5 separate regions of the Homo sapiens genome follow, and all the other regions are linked to region 1. A link is a contact called in ENCODE Hi-C or POLR2A ChIA-PET data. All regions are on one chromosome and are shown on one strand. The core of a region is the stretch at or near the end of the contact, and the rest is flanking DNA. Distances in the headings are between cores, read along the strand shown.

Region 1 (4,103 bases), core at 498-2,997:
AAGCTATCCTCCTGCTTCAGCCTCCCGAGTTGCTGGGACTACAAGTGCATGCCACCATGCCCAGCTAATTTAAAAAATTTTTCTTGTAGAGACGAGGTATTGCTATATTGCTCAAGTGGATCTTGAACTTCTGGCCTCAAGTGATCTTCCCTCTTTGGCCTCCCAAAGTGCTGGGATGACAGGTGTGAGCCACCATGCACGCGCCACTACCACCTGGCTAGTTTTTGTATTTTTAGTAGAGATGGGGTTTCACCATGTTGGCCAGGCTGGTCTCAAACTCCTGACCTCAAGTGATCAGCCTGCCTCAGCCTTCCAAAGTGCTGGGATCACAGACATGAGCCACTGCACCCGGCCCCTTCTAATTTTGGATTTGCCACTTAGTTTTGTGAAGTTGGTCAAGTTTTGTAACTTCTCTGTGCCTTGGCTTCTGTATTGGTAAATAGGGATAATAATTGGTTATGAGGATTAAATGATTTAACAGATAAAAAGTGCTTAGAACTGTGCCTGACACATCATAGTGATGTTGACTGTTGAAGTAGCCACCTAGCTGACTGACCTCTGTAGCTGTTCCTCTTCTAAAGCCCTTCCCACTCTGCTATTGAGTCAGCTTTCAAAAATGGACATCAGACCACATAATTCCCTTTTGAAAGTCTTTCTGTGGCTTCCCTAATCTGACCACTGCTTATAGACTTAGCTCATCTCCATTGTCCCTTTTCTGTCACTCTCTGTCATAACTGTATTGTAAATAATTGACAGTTTTTTGAATATGCTGTGATCTTGCATGCCTTGGCATCTTTGCACTTGCTGTTTCTTCTTCTACTTGAAGTGCCCCTCCTTCCCTGGTGTTATTTGCAAATCTTTAATGATCATTCCAGACTATGTCTAAACCTCCTGTGGAAACCTGGCCCTCTCCATGTAGAGTTGATCACTCCCTTCACGCTCACCATAATATATTGCCATCATTTATTTCTACTATCTGTTAAGCAGACAAACAAGACTGATCTTTAGCTCCATGATGGTGGGAGATGAGTCTCTTATTCTTCCTCCTGTGATGCAGGGCTTTGTATGGTGATTAGCACAGAGCACATGCTCCATAAACATTGTTGAATTGGTAATCGCATGTTCAGAAGTTTACTAAGATTTCTGCATTACTTTTCTCCAATTTCTCCAGGCTACAAGAATTAGTTGATCGAGTGCTGGAACGTTTTCAGGCATCTGGACTAATAGTGAAAGAGTGGAATAGTGTGAAACTGCATGCTACAGTTATGAATACACTATTCAGGAAAGACCCCAATGGTAAGTCCCCCAGAGAACTATAGCACAGTTTGTGATCAGCGGCCTTGTGGCATCTCTGAGGTTTAGGTAGAATGAGCTATCAAAGAATCTCTGATATAGCTTCTTTTTTAGACCTCTTAGCTTATTCTGATGAGCATAGTAGAGGTGGGCAAGAACATATATAGCATGGAACTGTGGCTTCCAGATCTTTTATTTCTGTCACACATAGGATTGCCATATTTAGCAAATACAAATACAGGATGCTCTGGTAAATTTTATATAAACAGTGAATAAATTTTTGGCATAAGTATGTCGCATGCAATACTTGGTGGCTTTTTTTTTTTTTAAAGAGAAAAAAGAAAGGAAGGTGAGCTAGTGAAAGTAAATGTTAAATCAGTGTTTCTCAACTGGGGGTTATTTTGCCCCCAGATGACATTTGGCATTGTCTGGAGACATTTTTGGTTATCATAGTTAGGGAGCTGGAGATGGGTTGCTGCTGGCACCTAGTGGGTGCTGTCTAACACTCTACAATGCATGGGACGGTCCCCCATGACAAAGAATTATTCTTCCCAAAATGTCGTAGCACAGAGGTTGAGAAACCTTGTGTTAAAATAATAGTTTTTTTCTTCATGGACTCTGAGCCTTTTTATAAAAATGCCTTGTTTTAATCCTTGATTTGGGATAGTTGTTTATTTCAAAAAGAAGTTTTCTTTTCTTCCTGTCCCTATCTCCAAAGTGAAAGCTTCTCTAGTACCTTCAGCATCGGATCAGGAGTCACACATTCAAGCCATATGCAGCTCTTCCTTCCAAGACTCGTGGTTCAAAATACACTAGCAGCACCAAGGTCACGTATTCCGGTTTCATTTCCTTTCTTGAGCCCTGACCTTGGTTTTAGAAAATCTAGGTGGGGGCCAGGTGCGGTGGCTCATGCCTGTAATCCTAGCACTTTGGAAGGCTGAGGCGGGTGGATCACTTGCATTTAGGAGTTCAAGACCAGCCTGGCCAACATGGTGAAACCCCGTCTCTACTAAAAATACAAAAATTAGCCGGGTGTGGTGGCACATGCCTGTAATCCCAGCTACTTGGGAGGTTGAGGCAAGACAATCGCTTGAACCTGGGAGGCGGAGGTTACAGTGTGCCGAGATCGCACTCCAGCCTGGCAACAGAGCAAGACTCCTTCTCAAAAAAAAAAAAAAAAAAAAAATCTATCTAGAGGAGAAGATAACTCCATCAGGACTTGAATCATTGACTATTTGTAGGTTTTTAGTTAGGACAATTTGTGTGTCCCTTTTAGTTAAGGCACGTCTTTTAATTTCTCTCAGATATGTACCAAAGATCCCAACTGGCAATCATTTGATAATTAACCCCGTTTAGTTACAGTCATGGTAGGACCAAGAAATTTGTAGCTATCTAGTTATTAGTTCTAAAATACTACTATTTTGTGATGCCATATTGAATTTTATTTAAGACTTATAAATAAATCTCTATTTTACTTTTGAGAACACTGAGATTAAGAGAGCTTCAAATAACTCAGTTAAAGCCTATATACTCTTGTTTGGGTAGGTAATAGAATCCAAAACTTTGAACTTGTTCCAGTTGAGTGTGTGTGTGTGTGTGTGTGTGTGTGTGTGTGTGTGTATTTTTATTTTATTTTTTTGAAATGGAGTCTTGCTCTGTCGCCCAGGCCGGAGTGTGCAGTGGCGCCATCTCAGCTCACTGCAACCTCCGCCCCCCAGGTTGAAGCAATTCTCCTGCCTCAGCCTCCTGAGTAGCTGGGATTACAGGCACCTGCCACCGCGCTCAGCTAATTTTCGTATTTTTAGTAGAGACAGGGTTTCACCATCTTGGCCAGGCTGATCTTGAACTCCTGACCTTGTGATCCACCTGCCTCGGCCTCCCAAAGTGCTGGGATTACAGGCATGAGCCACTGCGCCCGGCCCAGTTGAGCATATTTCTTTCCTTCGGGGAGTAGTAGTACAGGAAGTAGGAATATTTTCAATATCTATGTATTATAATGCAGCTTGTCCAGTAGAAGCATGTAACTAGGTTTGTGCTATTTGTTTTATTCTGAACAGTGTATTTTAATTTTGGAAAACAAATTGAGAATCCCCTGAGATGATGTACATTTTAACATTATTATGTAAAGGCAGAGTTTCAGAACTCTGGAGTATACTCTAAATTTATTGTTTCAGAAGACATACTGTATTAAGAAAACGGTCTGTGATGATTGAAGTATTCTGTATCTGCGATGTCCAATATGGTAGCCACTAGACACATGGGGTTATTGAGCACTTGAAAGGTGGCTAGTGAGACTGTGAAAGTGAACTTTTATTTTTAATTTTAATTAAAATTTATGGGAAAACATCTGGATAGTGGCCACTGTTTTGGGCGTTGCAGGTATAGACAGTATTTTATTAGACATTTATTAGCTATCAGTACATTTTCCATTTGTCTTAGTCCTTAAATATTTGTTCAGAGCTCTTAAAACTATGTCATGGTCCATCATTAACTAATCTCTTAACACAGGAAGAGTTCAGATATGTAGGAATCTGTATATTCTAAGTTGTGTGGATCCAGGTTTATATTCAGTTAGTACTAGAGCTTTATATAAGAGAGTGTTGTGTGTTTACAGTCTAGTTATCCCTCTATTTGCAGATGTTCAAAATATAATTGCTTTATTGAGATATAATTCACATACTCTACAATTTACTCTCTTGATATATATATATAATTTAGTGGTTTTTAGTCTGGTTAAACTTGTATAGCCATCACCACAATCAGTTCTAGAACATTTTCATCACCCTAAAATGAAACCCCATACCCACTGG
Region 2 (4,103 bases), core at 410-2,909, 240 kb after region 1:
ATTTCTGGAGCTGAAAAATGCAATTGGCATACTGAAGAATGCATCAGAGTCCTTTAATAGCAGAATTGGGCTGGGCGCAGTGGCTCATGCCTGTAATCCCAGCACCTTGGGAGGCCGAGATGGGTGAATCACCTGAGGTCAGGAGTTGGAGACCAGCCTGGCCAACATGGTGAAACTCCGTCTCTACTAAAATTGCAAAAATTAGTTGGGCATGGTGGTGGGCACCTGTAATCCCAGCTGCTCGGGAGGCTGAGGCAAGAGAATCGCTTGAACCTGGGAGGTGGAGGTTGCAGTGAGCTGAGATCTGGCCACTGCATTCCAGCCTGGGCAAGAGAGTGAGACTAAACAACAAAAAGTTAAAAAGTTGCCAAGACAGTATTAAATTGAAACAAAAATCAAGAAGCTTTTAAAAACAAAGTTAAAAAGCAGGAGATGCTGGGCACCATGGCTCATGGCTGGAATGACAATACATTAGGGGGCCGAAATGAGAGGATCACTTGAGCTTGGGAGCTTGAGACCAGACTGGGCAACATGGTGAGATCCCCATCTCTACAAAAAAAAAAAAAAAAACCCCAAAAAACAAAAAAAACAAAAAAAACTTAGTCGGATGTGGTGGCACATGTTTGTAGTCTGTGGTGGAAGGTGAGCCATGATTGTGCCACTGCATGCACACCAGCCTGGGTAACAGACTGAGACTCTGTTTCAAAAAAAAAAAAAAAAAAATGCGAGGGGACTAAGTTAAGAGGTAGTTTTGTTTGTTTGTTTTGTTTTGAGACAGAGTCTTGCTCTGTCAGCCAGGCTGGAGAGCAGTGGCACAATCTCGGCTCACTACAATCTCGGCTCACTGCAACCTCTGTCTCCCAGGCTCAAGCTATTGTCCTCCCTCAGCCTCCTGAGTAGCTGGGATTACAGACACGTGCCACCATGCCCAGCTAAGTTTTGTATTTTTAGTATAGATGGGGATTCACCATGTTGTCCATGCTGGCCTCGAACTCCTGACCTCAAGTGATCTGCCTGCCTTGGCCTCTCAAAGTGCTGGGATTACAGGCATGAACCACCATGCCCAGCCAGGAATCACATTTCAACATGAGATTTGGAGGACAAACGTCCAAACCGTATCAACCTTTATGCTTCTTTTTGGCTTCCAGGAAAAACAAGACCCCTCTCTCAGGTGCCCTTAAAGAACCCCATCCTTTTTCACAGCATCTAACCAAACTTTGGTTTTTTGAGACTAAATTTTTTTTGTTCCCTCACCAAATTATAAGTCCCATGTGGGCAGGACCTGGGCCCCTTTTGCTTCTCACTGTGTCCTCAGTGACTAGGACAGTGCCTGGCACTTTGCAGGTGCTCAAACATCTTTTCTTGGTTACATGAAAGAGTGAATGGCTTTTTTGAGCACCTACTAGAGATTAAAAGTTTTATAGATGTCAAGTTTTCCTAAAGCCAAGCACAGTGGTGGCCCGGTTTGGCACTCAATAACTTACTGAGTCCTTGCCACCCAGGTCTGCGTTCTGTCTCTCTGGGTTTAGGGGTCTGGGATGTGGCCTTCCCTAGGGCTGCTATGAGTTGCTGTGGAGGCAGAGAAGACAAGGCTTAGCCTGCTAGCTGGAGCACTTCAGGCATCATTACTGTGGGCAGCTCTGTGAGGTCACTCCTGCCCCAATCCCTGGGCACCCGGCTGAGTGTGAGGCTTTGAGGACCAACCTAGAGATTAGGAACAGGGTTTTAGGCCAGGCATGGTGGCTCATGCCCATAATTCCAGCACTTTGAGAGACCAAGGTGAGAGGGTCACTTGACCCGAGGAGTCGGGGATCAGCCTGGGCAACATAGTGAGTCCCCTTAGCTACACTTAAATTTAAAAAAATAGAAAAGAAGGAACAGAAAATAGAAAAGAAGCAAATAGAAATAGAAAAGAAAAAGAAAAGCAAGTATAATAGAAATAGAAAAGAAGCAAATACTGTATTCTTCTGCCGTCTCATGGTCAGTCCTAGAATAGCAAGGGAAGCTTCCCCACCTCTCTGGTACTATACTGGGAGTGACCGCCAGAGGGCAGTGTTCTCCACATTGTTGCACCCAATAGGTGTCCCACCACACAAACCCAGCTCTTTAAAAAGTAGATTTTTTTCTTATCCAAAGTCGATTCATACAAAAAGAAAAAGAAATAAAAAATAAATTATTTTAATGGCTTCATTGCTACATGTTTGTTTTTTTGAAAAGGAGTCTTGCTCTGTCGCCCAGGCTGGAGTGCAGGGGGGTGATCTCCCCTCACTGCAACCTCCGCCCCCTGGTTTCAAGCGATTCTCCTGCCTCAGCCTCCGAGTAGCTGGGTTTACAGGCATGAGCCACCACGCCCGGCTAATTTTTGTATTTTTAGTAGAGACAGAGTTTCACCATGTTGGCCAGGCTGTTCTTGAACTCCTGACCTCAAGTGATCTGCCCACCTTGGCCTCCCAAAGTGCTGGGATTACAGGCGCGAGACACCGAGCCCAGCCCTCATCTCTATTTTAAATTATAAAAAAATTTTTAAAAGAATTATTGAGGACCCAGATATTTATTAATTTATCAAAAAGTAATAATGAACTCATTACATGTAAACATAAACATATTTTTACGAAAAATACCTTCATTTCCAAAACAAAGAGAAATTTAGTGAGAAAAACAGCATTGTTTTACACTTTTGCAAATCTCTCAAGCAACTGTCTTAATTAAAGACTGTTGGAGCCTCATGTCTACTTCTGCATTCAGTCTGTTGCAATATGTTGGGGCTTTTAAAATTTTTATTTATTTTTTTATTTTGAAACAAAGTTTTGCCCTTGTCGCCCAGCCTGGAGTGTAATGTTGTGATCTTGGCTCACTGCATCCTCCACCTCCCAGGTTCAGGTGATTCTCCTGCCTCAGCCTCCCGAGTAGCTGGGATTACAGGAGTGCGCCACCACATCCAGCTAATTTTTTTGTATTTTTAGTAGAGATGGGGTTTCACCATGTTGGCCAGTCTGGTCTTGAACGCCTGACCTCAGGTGACCCGCCCACCTCAGCCTCCCAAACTGCTGGGATTATAAGCATGAACCACTGCGTCCCGCAATATATTGTTTTGATTGAAGAAAATCCAGCCTCCCGCAAACACGGAGTTGGAAAAAAAGACGAGTATTTTGATAGCTTTTTCAGATAATTGTGAATATTCTTCTTTAATGCTACGCCAAAACTTAACAAGCAATTGTTTCTTTAAGGTTGATTATAATGTAGAATCTGAACCCATATCAATGAACATTTCATGCTTTATTATATTAAAATGCACGGGCCTATCTTGTACTTTTGTTTGTTTGTTTGTTTTGGAGAAGGACTCTCACTCTGTTGCCCAGGCTGGAGTGCAGTGGTACCATCTTGGCTTACTGCAACCTCCACCTCCTGGGTTCAAGTGAGTCTCCCACCTCAGACTCCTGAGTAGCTGGGATTTCAGACACATGCCACCATGCTTGGCTAATTTTTCTGTTTTTAGTAGAGCTAGGATTTCACCATGTTGGCCAGGCTGGTCTCGAACTCCTGACCTCAAGTGATCTGCCTGCCTCAGCCTCCCAAGGTGCTAGGATTGCAGGCATGAGCCACTGTGCCTGGCCTATCTTGTACCGTGAATGGCTGTTTTACCTACATGTGATGTGCAGCATCATGTGGCCTCTTTGAAATTTTGTACCCATTAAATCACATACATCTCCCAAAAGATGACATGTCACTGAACAGTGTCAAAAAATAGCATTTGTTAGCACTGCCATCCATCGCATCAGAAAAATCTTTAAATATTGAGAAGTTGTCAAGCTTGTGGTGGTGTACACAAATTTTCCAAAATTCTAATTTTCCCTTGAAAGCTCCAAGTTCCAACTTTATCATTGGCAACAAATGCTTCAGTTTCTTGAAGGGACAGGCTCACTTTGCTCATTTATGAGAAAATGTCTGTCTGCCAAATGCCCAGATCTGAATACCCATCATGTGTCTGTTCGTCGTTCTTTCCCGTATAAACAGTGTTCTCGGCTGGGCGCAGTGGCTCACGCCTGTAATCCCAGCACTTTGGGAGACAGAGGCAAGCAGATCACGAGGTCAGGAGTTCGAGA
Region 3 (4,103 bases), core at 1,071-3,570, 200 kb after region 1:
GAATCTATAAGGAACTCAAACAAATTAGCAAGAAAAAAAAACAAATATTCCCATCAAAAAGTGGGCTAAGGACATGTATAGATAATCCTCAAAAGAAGATATACAAATGGCCAACAAACATAGGAAAAAATGCTCAACATCACTAATTATCAGGAAAATGCAAATCAAAACCACAATGTGACAATATCACCTTACTCCTGCAAGAACAGCCATAATTTTTAAAATAAGAAAATAATTGATGTCGGTGTGGATGTGGTGAAAAGGGAACACTTTTACACTGCTGGTGGGAATGTAAACTAGTACAACCACTATGGAAAACAGTGTGAAGATTCCTTAAAGAACTAAAAGTAGATCTACCATTTGATCCAGGAATCCCACTACTGGGTATCTACCCAGAGGAAAAGAAGTCATATGAAAAAGATGCTTGCACATGCATGTTTATATTGTATATTATGATAGCAGCACAATTTGAAATTACAAAAATATGGCACCAGGGCCATGTGCAGTGGCTCATGCCTGTAATCCCAGCACTTTGGCATTGGTGAGGGGATTGCTTGAGCTCAGGGGTTTGAGACTAGCCTGGGCAACATAGCAAGACCTCATCTCTACTAAACAAACAAACAAACAAAAAAAAAAAAAAAAGAAAAGAAAGAACGAAAAAGATGGATCAATTCAAGCTACATAAAAATCAAAACTTCTGCTTGGTCACGAACAACAATAATAACAAAAATATGAAACCAGCCCAAATGCCCATCAATCAATAAGTGGATAAAGAAAATGTGGTATATATATGTTGAAATATATATATATACACACACACACACACATATACACACACACACACATATATATATACACACACGTATAACTCAGCCATGAAAAAGAATGAAATAATGGCATTTGCAAAAACCTGGATAGAGTTGGAGACTATTATTCTAACTGAAGTAACTCAGGTATGGAAAACCAAACATCATATATTCTCACTCATAAGTGGGAGCTAAGCTATGAGGACGCAAAGGCATAAGAATGATACAATGGACTTTGAAAACTTGGCGGGTGGTGGGGAAGGATGGAAGTGGGGTGAGAGATAAAAGACTACACATTGGGCCATCCTGGCTAACATGGTGAAGCCCCATCTCTACTAAAAATACAAAAGAAATTAGCTGGTCGTGGTGGCACATGCCTGTGATCCTAGCTACTCGGGAGGCTGAGGCAGAAGAATGGCTTGAACCTGGGAGGTGGAGCTTGCAGTGAGCTGAGATTGTGCCCCTGTACTCCAGCCTGGGCGACAGAGCGAGACTCTGTCTCAGGAAGAAACAACAACAACAAAAAACGCTACACATTGGGTACAGTGTACACTGCTTGGGTAATGGGTGCACCAAAATCTCAGAAATCACCACTAAAGAACTTATCTGGGGCTGGGCACAGAGGCTCACACCTGTAATCCCAGCACTTTGGGAGGCCGAGGGGGGTGGATCACGAGGTCAAGAGATCGAGACCATCCTGGCCAACGTGGTGAAACCCCATCTCTACTAAAAATACAAAAATTAGTTGGGCGTGGTGGCATGCACCTGTAGTCCCAGCTATTCAGGAGGCTGAGGCATGAGAATTGCTTGAACCTAGGAGGCAGAGGTTGCAGTGAGTGGAGATCGCTGCACTGCACTCCCGCCAGGCAACAGAGCGAGACTCTGTCTCAAAAAAAAAAAAAAAAAAAAAGGACTTATCCATGCAACCAAACACCACCTGTTCCCCAAAAACCTATTGAAATAAAAATAAATTAATAAAAAAAACTAGTCTTAGCTGTTTTTTTTTCTTTTTCTTTTTCTCATTGCCAGTGGAGGGAAATAGTCTTGGGTGTTTTTGTTCTTGTTTTTTTCTTACAGCAGCACAAATGAAACAAGATAGACCTTTATGGAGATTTAAAGGTCTAAATTACAATTAACTGAGGCCATAAGGGTGGGGCCCTAATCCAATAGGACTGGTGTCCTCATAAGAAGAAGACACAGCATACACCAGATATCTTCCTTTCTCTGCACCTGCACAGAGGAAAGTCTATGTGAGAACACAGCAAGAAGGTGGCTGTCTATAAGCTGGAAGAGAGGCCTCACCAGGAACCAAACTAATGGCACCTGATGTTGGACTTCCAGCCTCCAGAAAATAAGTTGCCATTGTGTAAGTCTGTTATGGCAGACCTAGTAGAATAATACACCCCAAATGAAAACAAAAGTAGGATTTTAAAAACCCCAGATCTACAGATCATATCCACAACAAAACTAGGTGACGGGTTAAACCCACAAGCTTAAGGTGCAGGTGGGTGGGGAAAAACCACAGCAGTTACAAAGGCTTCTTGCACCAAACAGTCAAGTTGTGAAGGCAAAGGAAAATTTCTTGAAGGAAATCAAAAGAGCTGCTCCAGTGAACACACAAATGATAAGAAAGCACAACAGTCTTGCTGATATGGAGAAAGTTTCTGAGTGGTATAGACAGAAGATCAAGCCAGCCATAACATTCCCTTAAGCCAAAGCCTAATGCAGAGCAAGGCCCCAACTATCTTCAATTCTATGAAGGCTGAGAGAGACGAGGAAGCTGCAGAAAAGTTGGAAGCTGGCAGAAGTGGGTTCATGGGGTTTAAGGAAATATGTCATATACATAACATAAAACCTGCAGAAAGTTATTCAGAAGATCCAGCTAAGGTCATTGATGAAGGTGGCTACACTAAACAACAGGTGTTTTAATGGAGACGACACAGCCTTACGTGGGAAGAAGAGGCCATCTAGGACTTTCACAGCTAGAGAGGAGAAGTCAGTGCCTGGCTTCAAAGCTTCAAGCGACAGGCTGACTCTCTTGTTAGGGGCAGCAGGTGACTTTAAGTTGTTAGGGGAAGCTGGTGACTTTAAGTTAAAGCCAATGCTCATTGACCATTCCAAAAGTCCTAGAGCCCTTAAAAATTATGCTAAATCAGCTGGGTGCGGTGGCTCACGCCTGTAATCCCAGCACTTTGAGAAGCTGAGGCGGTTGGATCACCTGAGGTCAGGAGTTCAAAACCAGCCTGGCCAACATGGTGAAACCCCATCTCTACTAAAAATACAAAAATTAGCCAGGTGCGGTGGTGGGCGCCTGTAATCCCAGCTACTTGGGAGGCTAAGGCAGGAGAATTGCTTGAACCTGGGAGGCGGAGGTTACAGTGAGCCGAGATTGCACCATTGCACTCCAGCCTGGGCGACAGAGTGAGACTCTGCCTCAAAAAAAAAAAAAAAAAAAAAAAAAAAAAACTAAATCTAGACTATATCAGATTATTATTGAAGTGGGGAAAAAAAAAGAATTATGCTAGGTTCACTCTGCCTGTGCTCTATAAAAAAAAAACTTGCACAACAGCTTATCTGTTCATTGAATATTTTCAGCCAACTGTTGAGACCTACTGCTCAGAAAAAATATTTTTTTTCAAAATATCACTGCTTACTGACAATGCATCTAGTCACCCATGGGCTCTGATGGAGATGTACAAGGAGATGAATGTTGTTTCCATGCCTGCAAACACAACATCCATTCTGTGGCCCATGGATCAAGGAGTAATTTCAACTTTCAAGCCTTCTTCTCCTTAAGTAATGCATTTCATAAGGCTATAGCTGCCACAGATAGTGATTCCTCTGATGGATCTGGGCAAAGTAAATTGAAAATTTTCTGGAAAGGAGTCACCATTCTAGATGCCATTAAGGCTGTTCAGGATTCATGGGAGGAGGTGAAAATATCAACATGAAGAGGAGTTTGGAAGAAATGGACCCCAACCCTCATAGATGACTGAGGGGGTTCAAGACTTCAGGAGGGAAAAAAACTTGCAGATCTGGTGGAAATAGCAAGAGAGCTAGAATTAGAAGCGGAGCCTGAAGACAGGATTGAATTGCAGCAATCTCATGAAGCTTGGACGGATGCGGAGCTGCTTCTATGGATAAATCAACTTAAGTGGTTTCTTAAGGTGGCATCTACTCCCAGGGAAGATGCTGTGAACATTGTTGAAATGACAACAAAGGATTCAGAATATTCCATAAACTCTGTTGATAAAGCAGCAGGAGGGTTAGAGAGGATTGACTCCAATTTTTAAAGAA
Region 4 (4,103 bases), core at 1,068-3,567, 180 kb after region 1:
CCTCTAAAATTTAAACTAGACCTTCCTAGCAATAGACCAACTGTTCTGAGGGTAAAGGGCCCCTGACTCCCATGGGGACCTTCTTTGGTGGCTCCCCAGGAAGTAGGGAAATGGGAACTGTGCTGCAAAGATCTACAGCAACACTGCCTGCTGTGGCAGGGGACAACTGTTGTACATTTGTAAGGGCACTGAATGTGCCAGATATACCTTGGTTTGTTGAGGGGCCCGAGGTGGGCCCCTCTTCCCGTTTCCCAAAAAAAGGTTGCCCATCTTTGCTAAATTTAGAATGACACCGATTTGCCCAGTGATTGCCCTTCTTACATCAGGGGCATACGCCAGGACTTTTCTGTTGATTGATGGTAATAGTTTTTGCCTTTTGATTTTCTTTTCTACATTCCTTTTTTGTGTGTCCAAATTGCCCACAATTAAAACAAGAGCCTGAGAAACGGGGCATATTTTTTCCCACCTTTAGTCCAGCCATAGCTTGGGCTAAAAGAGTAGCCTTATTTAAGTTACCTCCAATGCCATCAGAAGCCTTAATATATTCAGCCAAATGAGCCTTCCCTCTCATAGGTCTAATAGCATTTTGACACTCTGTATTGGCATTATCATATGCAAGGAGTTGTATTACCACATCTTGAGCTATTTCATCAGTTATGGCTTTACGCACAGCCTCTTGGAGCCGAGCAATAAAGTCAGTATATGATTCTTTAGGTCCTTGTCAGACAGAACTGAAAGAAGGATATTTTTTCCCCATAACATTTATTTTTTTTCCATGCCCATAAACACACAGTGTGTAACTGAACAATGGCAACGTTTTTCATTACTGCTTGATTGTCTAGTCGGCCCCAATTAGGGCCCAACCCCATTAACTGTTCAAAGGAAACAGGCACAGGCGGCTGTGCTTGTGTGTTTTCTCTTGCTTGAGTTTGAGCTTCATCGGCCCACCAAGTTTTAAACTGCATGTACTGGGACGGAGTGAGAACAGGTTTTGTTAAAGTATCCCAGTCATATGGTATTAATCTATTATCAAGAGCCACATTTTTTAGTAAAGTTTGTACAAAAGGAGAATTTGGCCCATATTGACTAATGGCTTCCGCTTGAATTCCTTTAACAACTTAAAAGGAAAAGTGGCCCAATTAGCTATATTCTGCCCTCCTTGCTGGGTTATAGTAACTGGAAATTGCCATACTTCAAGGTCTCCCTCGGCTCTAGCCTTTTGAATAGAATTTTGTATAGCGCCACCAATAGCTCCAGGTTTTAATGTTGCAACTACAGGAGCAGTTTTTTAGTTTTTTAGCTAGTTCATGTTCTTGTCCATTAAGGGGAGAGGGAGGAGGTGGCCATTCACTTAATTCAGCAGGTGGAACCGACAGGCTAGTGAAATGTACCTTTTTCAGTTTCCCTCTCTTTTATTTAATTTCCTCTGGTTCCTGTTCCTCACATTCAGAATCTGAAGTTAATTTTTTACACTTGTCTGCCTCTTCCTCATCTGAATCTGTCTTGTCATTGTTTGAAATGGCTCAAGAGCTGCCTTTATCAATGCTCACACTGACCAAACAGAAACTGGAATTTTGGCTCCTTCTTTATGCACCTTTTTAAAATCTCTGCCAATTCTTTCCCATTCATCCAACCCCATTGTCCCTTGTTCTGGGAACCATGGGCAAACTGCTCTACTGTACTAAAGAGTGTTAATAAATTCTGAGTACTAACTTTCACTCCCCCTTTCCATAATAAATGCCTTAAGAAATTTAAATAACTAAGGCCGGGAGTGGTGGCTCACGCCTGTAATCCCAGCACTTTGGGAGGCCAAGGCAGGCATATCACAAGGTCAGGAGATCGAGACATTCCTGGCTAACACGGTGAAACCCTGTCTCTATTAAAAATACAAAAAATTAGCTGGGCATGGTGGCACATGCCTGTAGTCCCAGCTACTCGGGAGGCTGAGGTGGGAGAATGGCGTGAACTCGGGAGGCAGAGATTGCACTGAGCCGAGATCGTGCCACAGTACTGCAGCCTGGGTGACAGAGCAAGGCTCTGTCTCAAAAAATGTAGGGATCAGCCCTACAGGGCCTGTAGGTTTTTCTCCTTGTGTGCGGAGACGAGAGATCATAGAAATAAAGACACAAGACAAAGAGATAGAAGAAAAGACAGCTGGGCCCGGGTGACCACTACCACCAAAATGTGGAGACCGGTAGTGGCCCCGAATGCCTGGCTGTGCTGTTATTTATTGTATACAAGGCAAGGGGGCAGGGTAAGGAATGTGAGTCATTTCCAATGATAGGTAAGGTCATGTGAGTCACATGTCCACCAGACAGGGAGCCCTTCCCTGTTTGGCAGCTGAGGCAGAGAGAGAGAGAGGGGACAGCTTATGCCATTATTTCTTCTATGAATTTCTTGGAGAGATCAAAGACTTTAATATTCTCACTAATTCTGCTACTGCTATCTAGAAGGCAGAGCCAGGTGTACAGGGCTGAACATGAAAGTGGACAAGGAGCGTGACCGCTGAAGCACAGCATCACAGGGAGACGTTTAGGCCTCTGGATGGCTGTGGGTGGGCTTAACTGATGTCAGGCCTTTCACAAGAGGTGGTGGAGCAGAGTCTTCTCTAACTCCCCCAGGGAAGGGGAGACTCCCTTTCCCCGTCTGCTAAGTAACGGGTGCCTTCCCAGGCACTGGTACTACCGCTAGACCAAGGAGCCCTCTAGTGGCCCTGTCTGGGCGTGACAGAGGGCTCGCATTCTTGTCTTCTGGTCACTTCTCACCATGTCCCTTCAGCTCCTATCTCTGTATGGCCTGGTTTTTCCTAGGTTATAATTGTAAAACAGAGATTATTATAATATTGGAATAAAGAGTAATGCTACAAACTAATGATTGATAATATTCATATATAATCGTGTCTATATTCTACGTCTAATATAACTATTCTTATTTTAAGTATTTTCTTTATTATACTGTAACAAGCTTGTGCCTTCAGTCTCTTGCCTTGGCGCCTGGGTGGCTTGCCACCCACACACAAAAAAAAGAAATGTAAATAAGCAGAATGTTTACTTTCATTCTGTCCCATTGTTACCCTGGTTCTTACGAGTGCCCAGCTTACCTGCCGAGCTTCTTTCAGTCATCCTCGGGTGTCCTCTGACAATGTGTCCTCTGCTTCCACATGCTCTAGTGTTCCTTCACCAGGGTCTTCATAGCCCCATGTTGGGCGCCAGAAATGTTAGGGTGATCAGACCCAACACTAGGCCATGGGGGCTACGAAGTCTGGCAGAGTCAAATGAATGAGAAAAGACAAGTTAAGAGTGCATAAGGTGGGTCCAGGGGGCCAATGCTGGTATGGAGGCTGTGAAGCACCCGAGCTCTGGGAACCCACACTATTTATTGGTGATCAAACAAAGAAGCAGGTGGTGAGGACATGCGGATATGGGGGTAGAAAGGTAGCGGTGCATCAAGCGTAGCTGTGACACTTTAGCATTTTCTTTGACACATATGAATATGCTCTGCTGCTTGAGATAATGGAGAACATGTTTATGAGCCTGGGAGAGCAACCAACAAGTCTGTGCACATTCCAGAGGCTACGAGGGGTTGTATGCCCTGAGCCCTGGATTCCATCCAAGTCATGAGGAGTTTTATGCCCTGGGCTTAAATTTGTGGTGCGGCAGGGCAGCCTTCCACCCTTTGGCACAGAGCTTGGTGTTCCAAAGGCCACAAGGGGTTTTAGACCCGGACCCCGGACATCTTCCAATACTCTTTTATATTATGACAGACAAGCCAGTCCTGCCTCAGCAACTCTACCAACATCAAGTCTTAGTTGTGGGGGTTGATGGACTCATCTGACGTCCATGCACCAGCAGACCTCCTACTTGTTCCCTGTTTGATACCGTTTTCTCACACTCTTTCCTTATCATGCCTCGTTGCCCCACCCCCATTCTAGGCCAAGACCTTTTAGCCAAATTCAAAGCTTCTATCACCTTTTCCTGCTCCCCTCAAGCAGAGTCCCTCCTGCTCCTCTCCACTAGTCCAGCCTCTGATCCCTCTCCCCAGTACCACTTCCCGCCTCTCTCTTTAACCCAGTAGTGTGGGACACCACCATCCCTTCCATAGCT
Region 5 (4,103 bases), core at 460-2,959, 160 kb after region 1:
CATAGTTTGGTCAGATCACCCTTGCCATGCCCTGACCCCACAGCCCCAGCTGTGGCTACTGCCCTGCAAGACAAGAGGGGACAATGTTGAAGGGGCAGCTGGGAGGCCAGGGTTAGCCCAGAGCCTGAGACTGCTAGGCTTGGAAGCTGAGCGGGCAGGCTGGGGCTGGCCCCATTCATGCTGTGTGGGTGACTGCTCAGGTCTGGGGGCTGGGACTGTGGGCAGCAACACTTTTTGGGAAGGGACAGCCTTAGCAATGATCGTTATCATAATAACAGTCCTCGGGAAGAGCTGGACGCTGCAGGGGGCCCGATGCTATTTCCAGGTTATTTTTCAGGTTGTGCCTCGGTCAACCTAATTGTGAAACAGGGAAGGGTTTTGTTTTAAAGCTGGACAATTTAAACACAGCTTACACACACACACAAAACTAACAATGCTGAGTGTCTGAGTCCGGCATGGGAAAGAGACCACACATAGACTGTTTTGTGCCTTTTCAACTTTGCACCATGGACATGTATTATTGATTTTATACAATTTAATAAAACTAAAACCAAAATAAAAGTAGGTTCCAGTTTTCTATCCGTAGAGGCAAAGTTCTTTTGAGGGTAGCCTCTTGTTTGAGAAAAGTCATTTTAACAAGTCTTTGAATTTAAGCAGAGACAAAGGACAAATCCTATCACAGAAAGGAAAATTTGAGGGCAACTGGAAGAAAAATGGCCCCTCCAGTCTGAATTCAAGGCCTGCCTTCTCTGCAAGAGCAAAGACAGCTCCCCAGAAATTATTACAGCAACCATTGGGCCTGAGCCTGAGGAGGGGTAGTTACTGGTTTGAGTTCTCTCTCTCCTGGAGGGGAGGAATGGCCACCCCTGAAGCCTGATGAGACTGGGGCTGGGGAGGGCAGACTGTGAACTTATCAGCATTCCTGGGGGCTTCCCAGAAATCCTTGGGGTAGGGGCCAGAGTTGTACAAACTACACAGAACTGAGGCTTGGGGTACACTGATACACGCGTTAAAAGGCATGGGGGACCCCTGAAGACAGCAGGCCCGCAGACCCGTGTCCCCACAGCACCTGCCCACTGAGAGCAATGGCAATGTGCTGCATGCTGGGTAATGAGTCACCGCAGTGAGGCCCTTCCAGGGACAAGTACTGCCAGGACCAGGGTGGTGTTGGCATCTGGGTGGAGAAGGAACATTTTCCAAAGCCTGGAAAGGGCCTCTATGGCTTCAAAAGTGCTCCAAGAGCTTTTCTCCTACCCTAGAGGGTCATTTTCCCGAACCACAAAGAGCCAGTGACTGCAGAATGAATCAGAAGTGCAAGCCCCGAACAGAGAATCGAACAGGGCTGTGCTACCCAGTGTCAGAGGGCAAGCTGGCTCCTCCCTCCTCCAGGAAGAAACTGGCCATCTGCCTGCAGAAAGAAGACTTGAGTCTCGGTTCTACCGCGGGAGCTCAGGCCAAGGGAGCTCAGACAGCCAGAAAACTTCTCTAGGCCTCAGTGTCCTCACCTGGAAAGCAAGGATAATCACGCTTCCCTTGTGAAGGTGAGAGGATGTCATTCTGCACAGGGCACGGCCACTGGCCCCTCCACTCCAGCTGGCCTGACTGAGGGCGGCACCGGGAGAGAGCTGTGAGTTGCAGCAGCAGCTGCAAAGGCTGGCATCTGCGCCCACAGACAGGCCAAGGAAGCTGGCACTGGGCCCCTGGCTTGATTCATAGTCCGTTTCTAGGTGTGGCCACCAATGCCAGGACAGGCGCCCCCTGAGCCCCCGTGCTCCTTCCAGAGAAGAGAGTCAACAGACATTTAAAGAAACTTCTCACCCCAAACAGCCGCATGGGTGGGATTTGCACAGCCAGTGAAGCTGGATGTTCTCCTAAATGGATCTACAGACTTCAAGCCACTCTGGGGAGTGACCTACACTTTGAGATGAAAACTCCCTGTACTTCCTGTCTGCACTATACAATTTATCGGGCAAATGTTGGATATGTTCCACCTTCTGTGGTTCTCTGGTGGCTTTATTTGTGGCCGGATGGCAGAGTGGCTAAGAGCACATCTGGAGTTGGACAGTTATGGGTGTGAATCCTGGCTGTGTGGCCTTGGACAAGTTGCCTAACCTCTCTGGGCCTCGGGGATGGCATCTGTAAAATAAGACTACCTCGCGCAATCAGATGGACGAAAATAAAGCACTCAGTTCAAAGATGCTTAGTACAGAAAGAACTCTCAGACACTCAACTGTATTCTGCAGGAAGGCAGGGCCTGCCCGTCAGTCTGAATCTCCTCTAGGTCATGGCATAGTGCTGGTCACATAGCTCTACCAGGCTTTACTTTTTAAAAGTGATCCCACCCAAACAGCAGGCACCATTCTCAAGGAAAAGCAACTCTAAAAGCTCGACACAGGCTTCTGAGCTGTCCCCTCCCCACCCAGAATTCCAATCAAGGGCTTGGCATGGAAGCCCTTCTGGAAGCTCTTCATGCCCATCACCACTTCCAGAAGCTTCTGCCTCAGCAGTGTGTATGAGTAGGGCTGGGGCAGGGGACCCAGGCAGGGAAGGGAGTGGTGGGAAGGTGGGAGACAGTGGCTGGGGAGGAGAACCCAGTGCAGGAAGCTGGAGTGCTGACCTGGCCCTGCTACATGGGGTGTGCGGGTCCCCTTGCAGGACTTGGGGCACTGAGGTCATCAGGAGAACCATAGAGGGCAGACAGCAGGTGGGCGGCAGACAGTGAGACTCAGTGATGTCATGTTTTCCCCAAATGACTCAATGGTTTGCCCTGGGCTATGAATGGTGAGCTGTATGCTGTAGCCTCCAGTCCTCCCTACCCTCCAGGCCCGCCTGGCATCTCTCCCCGTCTCCACCCTGCCCCAGGGACCCACAGTTGCCACATTCCTGCTCTGCTCCTGGCTGCGGCCCCAGCCCAGGGCTCATCCCTGTGATGCCCCTGCCATGTCTCTCCAATCTTCACTTTGAGGGAAGACTCAAGCGACAGCAGACCTGGGTGTTATTACTGGCTCTGACTCTCCCTGACTGAGTGACTTTAGGCAGGTTACTCAACCTCTCTGAGCCTCAGTTTCCTCATCTGTGAAATGGAGACATTGCTAACAACCTTGCCGGGTTGTAGGGGGCTTGGTGAGAATGACTGTGAAGAATCTGGCACATGGCAGGTGCTTAGTGAATGGAAAGAATGACATTCAAGGGCCTCTATGATCTGACCTCAATTTCCTTTTCTAGCTGCATTAAAACATATACCTATATAATAATAGCTCACCCTTCCTGATGCTCAGTGTGCCAGGCACTGCTCTCAACACTTGTATAGAAATACATTTTATTCCCATGTCTTCCCCATGTGGGGGGTACCAGTAGTGAGAAAACTGAGCTCAGAGAAGGTAAGCAACTTGGCCACGGCCACACAGCCAGTAAGTGGGGAGTTGGGGTTCCCGTGAAGGCAGCCCGGCTCTAGAGCCTGTGTGCGTAACCACAACTCCATCCTGCCTGTCTCTCCTCGTGTATCCTATACATTTCAGTTCAGTCCAGCCAGACTCCTCACCAGTCCCTGTCTTCAATCGGAACTTTCCCATCCTCGTGCCTTTGCCCAGCTTCCCTCATGCACTGGAATGCCTGCCTCCTCTAGGAAGGCTTCCCCAAGTCTTCCCTCATGTCCACCTCTGTGGGCTCATCACAGTGGGACTCAAAGGTGGTTACTGGGGCACCCAGCTCTCCTCTCTTCCAGCTTGAAAGTCCCTCCTGTTATCCCACCATCTTGCAGTGTCAGCATGAGCATAGGCGCGCAGGACCTGGACAGGTGATGCCCAAGAACCCAGCACTCTGTGCCCCACTACTTTTGCAAGGACAGACAGCTTGAGGGCTGGAGGTGGGGCCACAGAACAGTTCTACCCACCCCTGGGGAGGCAGCCGGCCAGTAGGGCTTCCTTCTCTCTGCTCAGGGAAACGACTCAGCCACGGCAGGCCTCGTTACTTGCAGATGGGAACTGGACCCTGGGGCTGTTGAATGGCTCTCCACTTGCTGGTGGGGTTGAGCAGTGGGCCCAGAGTGCAGCCAGCCACCAGCCCAAAAACGGGCATCCAGGGCAGGCAGGCAGACAAGTGGC

The links. A loop is a pair of places that touch in the nucleus more often than their neighbours do. ChIA-PET counts read pairs that join two places held with the same protein, here RNA polymerase II (POLR2A). Pooled maps may share reads with other maps.
Region 2: a loop to region 1 is called in a pooled map, with 2.8 times the contacts of the local background. The contact joins two enhancer-like sites. A Hi-C loop is called at or near these places in 1 of 168 maps with a recorded cell type or tissue (mammary epithelial cell), 1 of 37 single-sample maps with no recorded cell type and 8 of 50 pooled maps. POLR2A ChIA-PET finds 5 or more read pairs at or near these places in 1 of 52 experiments (GM12878).
Region 3: a pooled map shows a loop between it and region 1 (2.1-fold over the local background). The contact joins two enhancer-like sites. A Hi-C loop is called at or near these places in 1 of 50 pooled maps. POLR2A ChIA-PET finds 5 or more read pairs at or near these places in 4 of 52 experiments (BJ, CD4-positive, alpha-beta T cell, WTC11 and 1 more).
Region 4: a loop to region 1 is called in a pooled map, with 2.7 times the contacts of the local background. The contact joins two enhancer-like sites. A Hi-C loop is called at or near these places in 1 of 37 single-sample maps with no recorded cell type and 4 of 50 pooled maps. POLR2A ChIA-PET finds 5 or more read pairs at or near these places in 1 of 52 experiments (activated CD4-positive, alpha-beta T cell).
Region 5: a loop to region 1 is called in a pooled map, with 2.1 times the contacts of the local background. The contact joins two enhancer-like sites. A Hi-C loop is called at or near these places in 2 of 37 single-sample maps with no recorded cell type and 4 of 50 pooled maps.

The regions. Positions count from the first base shown.
Region 1 is chr10:72,130,250-72,134,352 of GRCh38, reverse strand. It overlaps ASCC1 (activating signal cointegrator 1 complex subunit 1), which reads left to right. Exons shown (of 10, transcript NM_001198800.3): 8 at 1,172-1,296. Among named protein-coding and RNA genes, the nearest start is that of SPOCK2, 44 kb to the right of the region's middle. Within about 2 kb of position 1,747, at least 2 of the 41 ENCODE cell types and tissues checked have a DNase peak (open chromatin) inside an H3K27ac peak, as active enhancers do.
Region 2 is chr10:71,894,511-71,898,613 of GRCh38, reverse strand. No RefSeq gene overlaps it. Among named protein-coding and RNA genes, the nearest start is that of LINC03139, 18 kb to the right of the region's middle. Within about 2 kb of position 1,659, at least 4 of the 41 ENCODE cell types and tissues checked have a DNase peak (open chromatin) inside an H3K27ac peak, as active enhancers do.
Region 3 is chr10:71,932,033-71,936,135 of GRCh38, reverse strand. No RefSeq gene overlaps it. Among named protein-coding and RNA genes, the nearest start is that of CHST3, 30 kb to the left of the region's middle. Within about 2 kb of position 2,320, at least 2 of the 41 ENCODE cell types and tissues checked have a DNase peak (open chromatin) inside an H3K27ac peak, as active enhancers do.
Region 4 is chr10:71,954,870-71,958,972 of GRCh38, reverse strand. No RefSeq gene overlaps it. Among named protein-coding and RNA genes, the nearest start is that of CHST3, 7.5 kb to the left of the region's middle. RefSeq lists silencers at 2,027-2,246, 2,694-2,803, 3,268-3,483. Within about 2 kb of position 2,317, at least 5 of the 41 ENCODE cell types and tissues checked have a DNase peak (open chromatin) inside an H3K27ac peak, as active enhancers do.
Region 5 is chr10:71,973,302-71,977,404 of GRCh38, reverse strand. All of the region lies in intron 1 of CHST3 (carbohydrate sulfotransferase 3), which reads right to left. Among named protein-coding and RNA genes, the nearest start is that of CHST3, 11 kb to the right of the region's middle. RefSeq lists an enhancer at 3,475-3,974. Within about 2 kb of position 1,709, at least 29 of the 41 ENCODE cell types and tissues checked have a DNase peak (open chromatin) inside an H3K27ac peak, as active enhancers do.